2 separate regions of the Homo sapiens genome follow, and region 2 is linked to region 1. A link is an interaction called in ENCODE POLR2A ChIA-PET data of the cell type or tissue named here. Cell type or tissue: PC-3. All regions are shown on one strand. Links, peaks and the distances in the headings refer to the core of each region. The heading gives the core; the rest is flanking DNA.

Evidence for each region. Peaks named below come from ENCODE experiments on the same cell type or tissue, not always from the same donor. Only the 100,000 strongest peaks of a DNase experiment are listed, where the experiment ranks them.
Region 2: POLR2A ChIA-PET joins it to region 1 with 5 read pairs; 2 of 35 experiments call an interaction of 5 or more read pairs at or near these places.

Annotation. Positions count from the first base shown.
Region 1 is chr11:27,800,482-27,804,890 of GRCh38, forward strand. No RefSeq gene overlaps it. Among named protein-coding and RNA genes, the nearest start is that of BDNF, 100 kb to the left of the region's middle. In PC-3, for the core only: no CTCF peak of the experiment used is centred there; no DNase peak of the experiment used is centred there.
Region 2 is chr11:28,084,086-28,088,494 of GRCh38, forward strand. It overlaps KIF18A (kinesin family member 18A), which reads right to left. Exons shown (of 17, transcript NM_031217.4): 7 at 547-723. Among named protein-coding and RNA genes, the nearest start is that of KIF18A, 22 kb to the right of the region's middle. In PC-3, for the core only: no CTCF peak of the experiment used is centred there; a DNase peak (open chromatin) is centred at 2,696; H3K27ac peaks cover 1,462 bases.

The sequences.
Region 1 (4,409 bases), core at 274-4,273:
AGCAGGTTGCTGGAGCCAACTGAGTACTATCTGCTCTACACACACAGACACACACACACACCTACCTCTTAACTCAGAAGTGGCCCTCAAGGCCCCTTTCTAGTAATGTGACCAGTCCATGAATGGAGTCCTCCATAGGGCCTCTCTTGTCTCAATCACACTAGAGTTATACTGTAATATGGAAGGTGCTTCCTGAGCCCCGCATTTTTTTTTTTTTTTTTTTTTTTTTTTTTTTTGAGACGGAGTCTCGCTCTGTCGCCCAGGTGGGACTGCGGACTGCAGTGGCGCAATCTCGGCTCACTGCAAGCTCCGCTTCCCGGGTTCACGCCATTCTCCTGCCTCAGCCTCCCGAGTAGCTGGGATTACAGGCGTGAGCCACCGCGCCCGGCCGAGCCCCACATTTTTATGTTTAGGTTTCATGTGTGTGTATTCCAAGACAATTCACCCCCAGGGGTCAGAATGATGACATGCCACCCCCTTGTTCTCAGTGCACTCAATGGACTTGTTGATGAAAACAGTTAAACTCTGTAAAATATTTGAAGAGATTTATTCTGAGCCAAATATGAGTGACCAATGGCCCAAGACATAGCCCTCGAGATATCCTAAGAACATGTGTCCAAGGTGTTGAGTCACAGCCTAGTTTTATACATTTTATGGAGACAGAAGACATCAATCAAATACATGTAAGATTTACATTGATTTAATCTGGAAGGGCGAGACAAAGTGTGAGGGGACTTTCAGGTCATAGGTAGACTTAAAATTTTTCTGATTGGCAATTGGTTGAAAGTGTTATTTTCAATAAAAAGGAATGTCGGGGTTAAGATAAGGGGTTGTGAAGACCAAGGTTTTATCATGCAGATAAAGCCTCCACGTAGCAGGCTTCAGAGAGAATAGATTCTAAATGTTTCTTATCAGATTTAAGGTCTGTGTTGATGTTAATGCTGGTTGGCTTTTCCTAAATTCCAAAAGGGAGGAGGGTATAATGAGGCATGTTTGACTCCCCCTTTCCCATCATGGCCTGAACAAGTTTTGCAGGTTAACTTTGGAATGCCCTTGGCTGAGAGGAGGGGTCCATTCAGATGGTTGGGGGGTCTTAGAATTCAGAATTTTTGGTTTACAGGCTTTGATAAATGCACTTAAATTTTCCTATTATTGATATTATCTCATGTAGAGAGGCAGTGAGATGTAGTGGTAAAAGGCATAGCCTCTGGAGCCAGATTGCCTGAATTCAAATCCCAGCTCTCCCATTTACACACTTTGGTTTTTAGTTAGTTTGTTTTTGTTTTCATTTTGTTTTATTTTGTTTGAGATTCTGTCCTCCAGGCTGGAGGGCAGTGGCATGATCTTGGCTCACTGTAGCCTTGCTTCCCAAGCTCAAGTGATTCTCTTGCCTCAGCCTCCTGAGTAGCTGGTACTACAGGCATGTACCACCATGCCTGGCTAATTTTTGTTTGTTTGTTTTGTATTGTTTTTGTAGCGACAGGGTTTCACCATGTTGCGAGGGCTCTACTAACACATTTTGAATTTATGGAAGCTCCTTAATTTCTCTGAGTCTCACTTTCCTCATCCATAATATGGGGTTAATGATCTTACCGTTACAATAGGTTTTGTCTTGAGCCTTAAGTGAATTCATATGCATAACACCTTAGAACAGTTCCTGGAAGCTAGAAAACGCTCAAAATGTATTCATTATTATTTATACTTAGATTATCTACATTCAGGTAGCAGATAACTATCTCACTGGCTCCTTGAGGGCAAATGCAACTTGTTTCCAAGATGTTTTACAAATTCCAGAGATACACTGTTAATTTAAGAGTAACTTTCCAGAGAATAGAGGGGTGAGTGGCTCGAGGCTGCAGTGGAGAAAAGAAACACTGTATCAAATGTACATTGAATATAAGTTGCTTCTCCGGAAATACTAAAATGAGAAAATGTGGGTTTATAATTGAGGAAATGCAGTACATAAACATTTAAGCACCTTGTCTTCACCTTTCCCAGCTGGGGCATATCTGCAGCTGGAGGCTCGGATAGGATGTCAGAGGGCCTTCCAGAGAATAGAAACATGATCCCACTATTTGGGGAGGTGAGAGAGTAGAAAAAAATTTTTTAGACATAATTTACATACAGTCAAATGCCCAAGTCTTATGTGTACAGCGTAAGCCCATATTGAAAATCATATATGCTTCTTTTACGATATTTTAAACAAGTCTGGGTCTGAATACAGCTGTATTGAAATTTGGAGTAAATGTGTCTAGATATAACATTTATTATGGGGGAAAAAACACCTCTTACTCAATATCAAAACAGTTTTAGGGCTTAGGAGGAAAGATAGCTTATATTTAATGAACAGCTTTTATGTGCCAGGCATTTAAAAAATATATATATATATATGTGTATTTTTTGAGATGAAGTCTCACTCTGCCACCCAGGCTGGAGTGCAGTGGCATGATTTTGGTTCACTGCAACCTCTGCCTCCCAGGTTCAAGTGATTCCCTTGCCTCAACCTCCTGAGTAGCTGGGACTATAGGCGTGTGCCACCACTCCCAGCTAATTTTTGTATTTTTAGTAGAGATGAGTTTCACCATGTTGGCTAGGCTGGACTCAAACTCCTGACCTCGTGATCTGCCCGCCTCGGCCTCCCAAAGTGCTGGGATTACAGGCCACTGCACCCAGACCCATATTTTTTTTTCTTTCAAGACCTGCCACAACCCTGTGAGTTACTTATTAACACCCCCATTTTGCAGATGAGAAAATCAATTTATATAATTTGCCCCAAAATGACAGATTATTTTGTGGTTCCAAATTGAACCTACAATCATCCTTCTTCAACTAATATGTTCTTTTTCTGTACTTTAATTACAATTTACTTAAATTAAACTCATTCCTTATCCTAGAGACAGTTAATCTAATTTCTTACAATATATTAAGAATAAATTGAGAATCTCCTTTCTGCCCAGAACTATACTAGGTTATAGGGAAGAAGACAACTGAGATAAAATTTGGGTGCCATTTTTTAATTGCTCAATTTGGAATGAGTTCTAATGAGATTAGCCAGAAAGGTAAGTCATGTTTGATTTGTCTAATCATTTTTGGACTAAGCAGGAAGTATTTATAGAATAAAATGTCATTAAGAAGCATAGTAGAAACTAGCGACTGTTGATTTAGATATAGAAGGAAGGAGATAGAAAAAAGAAGAGAGAGAATATTGTTTCCCAACGCTGGCCCTACAAATTGGCAGAATCCATATCTGCCCAGATCCTACAAATTGGCAGAGTCTATGTCTGCCCAGATGGTGTGGAAAATATATTTCTCACCCCCACTTCCACTGCTACTCAGAGGAATGACAAGGAGTGATTCCTTTGCAGCTGGAAGGCTATGGGGCCTTCATTGATCTATCCTATCAAATTTTGAATACTTCCAGGAGGGATGGATAGTTTACCTATCTTATCCAATAACTGCTCGGGTATTAATTATTACATTAATTAATAGCAAAGGCATGTCAAGGCCATGGAGGAATGGGTCACAGAAGAGGGAGGGAGGCCAGTGATATTGAAGAGTGAAATATTCATAGTAGGGTCAGGAAGGAAGATGGGAATGGGGGATTTACTTAACTGTACCTTTTCAGAGCCTATGCTATAATCCCATGGGAGTCCAGGTTATCCAGCATTAGAACTTTGATCTTATCTTCTGGGAGCTGAACTTCTAGTTTGATTTTCTAGAAAACACATCTCTCCTATGGCCTCTCAGTTTTGATATTTGGGAATACACCCCTCACTCCGCATACACACACACACACGCGCACACACACACACACACACATCCACACACACTCCCCAGGTCAGCTTCCTTAATAAAATTGTTTATTTCTGTTAGATGTTTTACAGAGGCGCTTTATGTTTGACTCTTCTTTGTATCTGTATCTGGGAATCTAGGACTTCATTAATGAGGAGACTTCTTGACTTAGCCCCATTTTAATTCTTGTTTTATGGAAAGCATATTTAAAAAAAAAAAAACAGTAGAAAAATGGAGAGTTGGGTGCCTCAGTCTTATAGACAGCCAATCTCTTGGGGAGTGTTTAAAACTTGAGTATCTAGAACTTCAAGTGAGAGGAAGTGTGGACTGGGCAGACAGGACCCCATGTGAAAGCGAAGTCTCAGATACATGGCTCAATGTGCTAAAGAAGTTTCCCTTCTTTCATTCATTGGTTTTTCCATTTAACAAATATTTGTGGAGTGCCTACTTTATATCAGACCTGTGTTAGGGATACAATGGTGAACAAGACAGCCTCTGCCCCCTCAGACCTCAGTCTTGTGAAGAATACAAGTAAATTATAGGAAAAGTACAGGGAAGGGGCATCCAATCCAGGCCTGTGGTTTATTTTTAAGTTAAATTCACTTTTTCAGCTGCTC
Region 2 (4,409 bases), core at 321-4,320, 280 kb after region 1:
TATTATTATATTTCTGGAGAAATACAGAGATTGGTACATCAACATCATGAATGTGGACTATAAATTATGTAGAAAAGACTTTTTAAAAAATAAGCTTTATACCTATTTTACAGATGAAATAATAGGCTTGGAAAGCTTAACTAACATATCCAAGATTTTCAGGTGAAAGTTTTGGTTCTCAGCTAAAGCAGAGCATCATCCTGGGCTGCAACAAATGTGTTCAAGTTTTGAGTGATTACTCCAAGATGCCATCCAAATACAATACGCCATGACATCAAAGAGGTTAGGGAGAAAGCCACTCAAGTACCATAGTACCCAAAAGATCGAATAATAGTATCTATTATATATATATATATATAATCAAGATGCTTTATGGTTTAACCGTCTAAATTAATGTTCGACTAAGCAGGTTAGCAAAGACCCTTCTAACCCTCAGCTGCCTAACTCATTATGTAGAAACATAACCTGAATTAATACTTTCATTACAATTATAAAAATCATATGCAGACAATACCTTCACAACAAAGGCAGAGTAAACAGACTTACAGAAGATTTAATGTCCTTTGCCCGGTTAGCATACTTAAGAGTGTTATATGTGTCATCGTAGAATACAGAGGAAGGACTAACAGCAGCTATCATTATAGTTTGACAGTTTCCTCCAAGAGAATCCTTTAACAAGCGAGTAAGCTTACTATTTCTGTAAGGGATATGCTGATTCTTTCTCTGAAAGCACAAAAAAGAGATCTTATGTCATTTTCCACATTTAAATGCAAACCTGCTACCACTTTAGCACTTCACTGTGGGGGGAGGATTACCTAGGTGCCGAGGCAAGAGACTGAAGGTATAAACTGTTTCAGTATAATGAAAAAAATAGCTAGAATAAGAATAGTCATAATACAACTTAGATATAGAGATGATCATGGACAATTATCAATCACTATTATAAACATTATTAATCATTAGCTTTTAATATTACTCTTTGTTGCATTACGAATATAACCTAGGAATAACCGGCGGGTATGGGGTCAGCTGCTGAAGGGACATTGTGAGAAGTGATCTAGAAGGCAAGAGGTGAGCCTTCTGTTATGCCGGCACAAACGCCGCTTGAGGGCTCCTTGGTCAAGTGGTAATGCCAGTGTCTGGGAAGACACCCATTACTTAGAAGACCGCGAAAGGGAGTCTCCTTTCCTTGGAGGAGTCAGGGAACACTCTGCTCCACCAGCTTCCTGTGGAAGGCTGGATATTATCCAGGCCTGCCCGCAGTCATCCGGAGGCCTAAACCCCTCCCTGTGGTGCTGTGCTTCAATGGTCATGCTCCTTGTCCACTTTCATGTTCCTCCTGTACTCCTGGTTCCTCTTTGAAGTTCACAGTAGACAGCAACAGAAGAAATAGTGAAAGTCTTAAAGTCTTTGATCTTTCTTATAAGTGCACAGAAGAAAACACGGATGTATGCGCCATCTCTCTCTCTGTTATCGGCTACCTAAGAGGGAAGGGTCCCCTGTCCTATGATCACGTGACTTGCCTCACCTTGTCAATCACTTAGAAGATTCACCCTCCTTACCCTGCCCCCTTGTCTTGTATGCAATAAATATCAGCGCGCCCAGCTGTTCGGGGCCACTACCGGTCTCCGTGTCTTGATGGTAGTGGTCCCCTGGGGCCCAGCTGTTTTCTCTTTATCTCTTTGTCTTGTGTCTTTATTTATTACAATCTCTCGTCTCCGCACACGGGGAGGACACCTGCCAAGTCCCGTAGGGCTTGACCCTACACTTCACTATAAGAACTTAAGCGCTACCCAATTTTATCCAGACTTATAATTGGTGATTGAGGTGATGACAAAGAATCTTACAGGATTATTCAGTGAATATATGAAACAAATATCATATTTAAAAATATCTGCATCTGAGTAAGTATGAACTTTAGTTCAAAATAAAATAATACATTAATATTGGTTCATTAGTTGTGATATATGTACCATATTAATATAAAAAATTAACAATAGGGAAAACCAGGTGTGGAGCATATTTAACAAAATCTGTATCATCTTAGTAACTTTTCTGTAAATCTAAAACTATTTGAAAATGTCTATTTAAAAATATTTCCAATCATTGAAAAAAATTAAAACACAAAAGTAAACAGATGTCCTATACAAATATACTAGAGGAATAATAACTGCATGGCTTAGAGCTACTTTTCTCCTTAAATAACCATCTAATATCGATATGAAATAAATTATAATTACAATGTTACAGACATTTCTCCTGAAATCACTATAGTGTTCTAAAAGAACCTAATACTTCAAGATTTTCTTTTACCTAAAAAGAAAAAAGTAAAAGTAACAAATAAATTTTGTTAAGTTTTGTTTCTGATTTTGAAGTAACAAATAAATTTTCCAGAAAGTAGAATGTTTATATAAGAACAGATTCTTTACAATGTTAAGCTAAAAGCAACCTAATGTTATCCAATGTATACCTTTCATATTGCAAAACAGGAAATTGAAGCTAAGCATAAAGTGAAATGATTTGACTAGGGTCACAAAGCTAGTAGTTCAAAGAGCCAGAAATAGGTCCTAGTTCCCCCAATTCTCAGTAGCAATGTGCTTCCACCATAGCAGTCTTTCCCAAACAGTGTGAAATATGCACTGCTGGTGCTATTTTAAGTGATTTTACATGTACAAGACATATATTAAACATTGACTCACAAATGACTCAATAGGAGTCATTATTAAAAAATTATAGATTAGTTCATATGGCAAAAATCTTATGAATGGCTTAAGTTTACAAAATCCGTCTCTGTGTCATGCTGTCTGCTTACAAGTTTGAGATTTTAACTCAGAATATAAAAGACATCTTGCTTTTGCAATCTTCATGTGATTTCAGTAATTTGCCTTTTTTTAAAAAAAAAACCTGCTCCAATTATTTTAATATACTTATTCTAAATCAAAGGTAACATTTTGAACAGTTTAACAAGCCAAAGCTTTTTTAAAAAAATTAAATTTAATTTTTTAATTATATTTTAAGTTCTGGGATACATGTGCAGAACGTGCAGGTTTCTTACATAGGTATACATGTGCCATGGTGGTTTGCTGCACCCATCAACCTGTAATCTACATTAGGTATTTCTCCTAATGCTATCCCTCCCCTAGCCCCCACACCCCCTGACAGGCCCTGCCTGGCGTGTAATGTTCCCCTCCCTGTGTCCATGTGTTCTCATTGTTCAACTCCCACTTATGAGTGAGAACCTGCTATGCAGTGTTTGGTTTTCTGTTCCTGTGTTAGTTTGCTGAAAATGATGGTTTCTAGCTTAATCCATGTGCCTGTAAAGGACATGAACTCATCCTTTTTCATGGCTGCATAGTATTGCATGGTGTATATGTGCCACATTTTCTTTATCTAGTCTATCATTGATGGGCATTTGGGTTGGTTTCAAGTCTTTGCTACTGTGAATAGTGCTGCAATAAACATAGGTGTGCATGTGTCTTTCTAGTAATGATTTATAATTCTTTGGGCGTATATACCCAGTAATGGGATGGCTGGGTCAAATGGTATTTCTGGTTCTAGATCCTTGAGGAATCGCCACACTGTCTTCCACAATGGTTCAACTAATTTACACTCCCACCAACAGTGTAAAAGTGTTCCTATTTCTCCACATCCTCTCCAGCATCTGTTGTTTCCTGACTTTTTAATGATCGCCATTCTAACTGGCATGAGATGGTATCTCATTGTGGTTTTGATTTGCATTTTTCTAATGACTAATGATGAGCTTTTCGAACAGTTTAACAAGCTAAAGCTTTCGAGTATGGTTTAACTTAAATTGCCATATTATAATTTTTTTGAAAGGATGTCATTTTTACAAATATCTATGTTGTGAAATACACTGTGTTCTAGGTAAGCACTTCTGGCATATGGTATATGTAAACTATATTTAAATATGCCCAGAAGCATCTAGTAAACATTACCTTATTAGGTGATTTCATGACATTTTATAACTTAAACCCCCCTTAAAAAAAAATCAACACTCTTTAATACTTAACCCTATTTTATAATATATAAAATACTAAACAACAGAATTTAGTTTTTAAAAATATGGTTAGTTTGTCTTCATGCCAATTTAATTAACATGTTTGCTGTGTAGTGATCACTTTAAAAACCAAGTTCAAAATAAGTGATGAGAATGTACCATAAAATATTAACTATCAATCTGGTATTCATTACTTTCTATTTAACCAATTCTCATTATAAAACTGGAAATTAAAAAAGAAATAAAAATCAGTTTAATACACTAGGTTTTCTGAGGTCTTTGATCTATATATTAACATTACTGATATACCCTTGAAATGTGATATATATCAGACCTTTAAAACAAAATCATATTAAATAGTATCTTTCTTATCTATTTCAATATTTCAAAC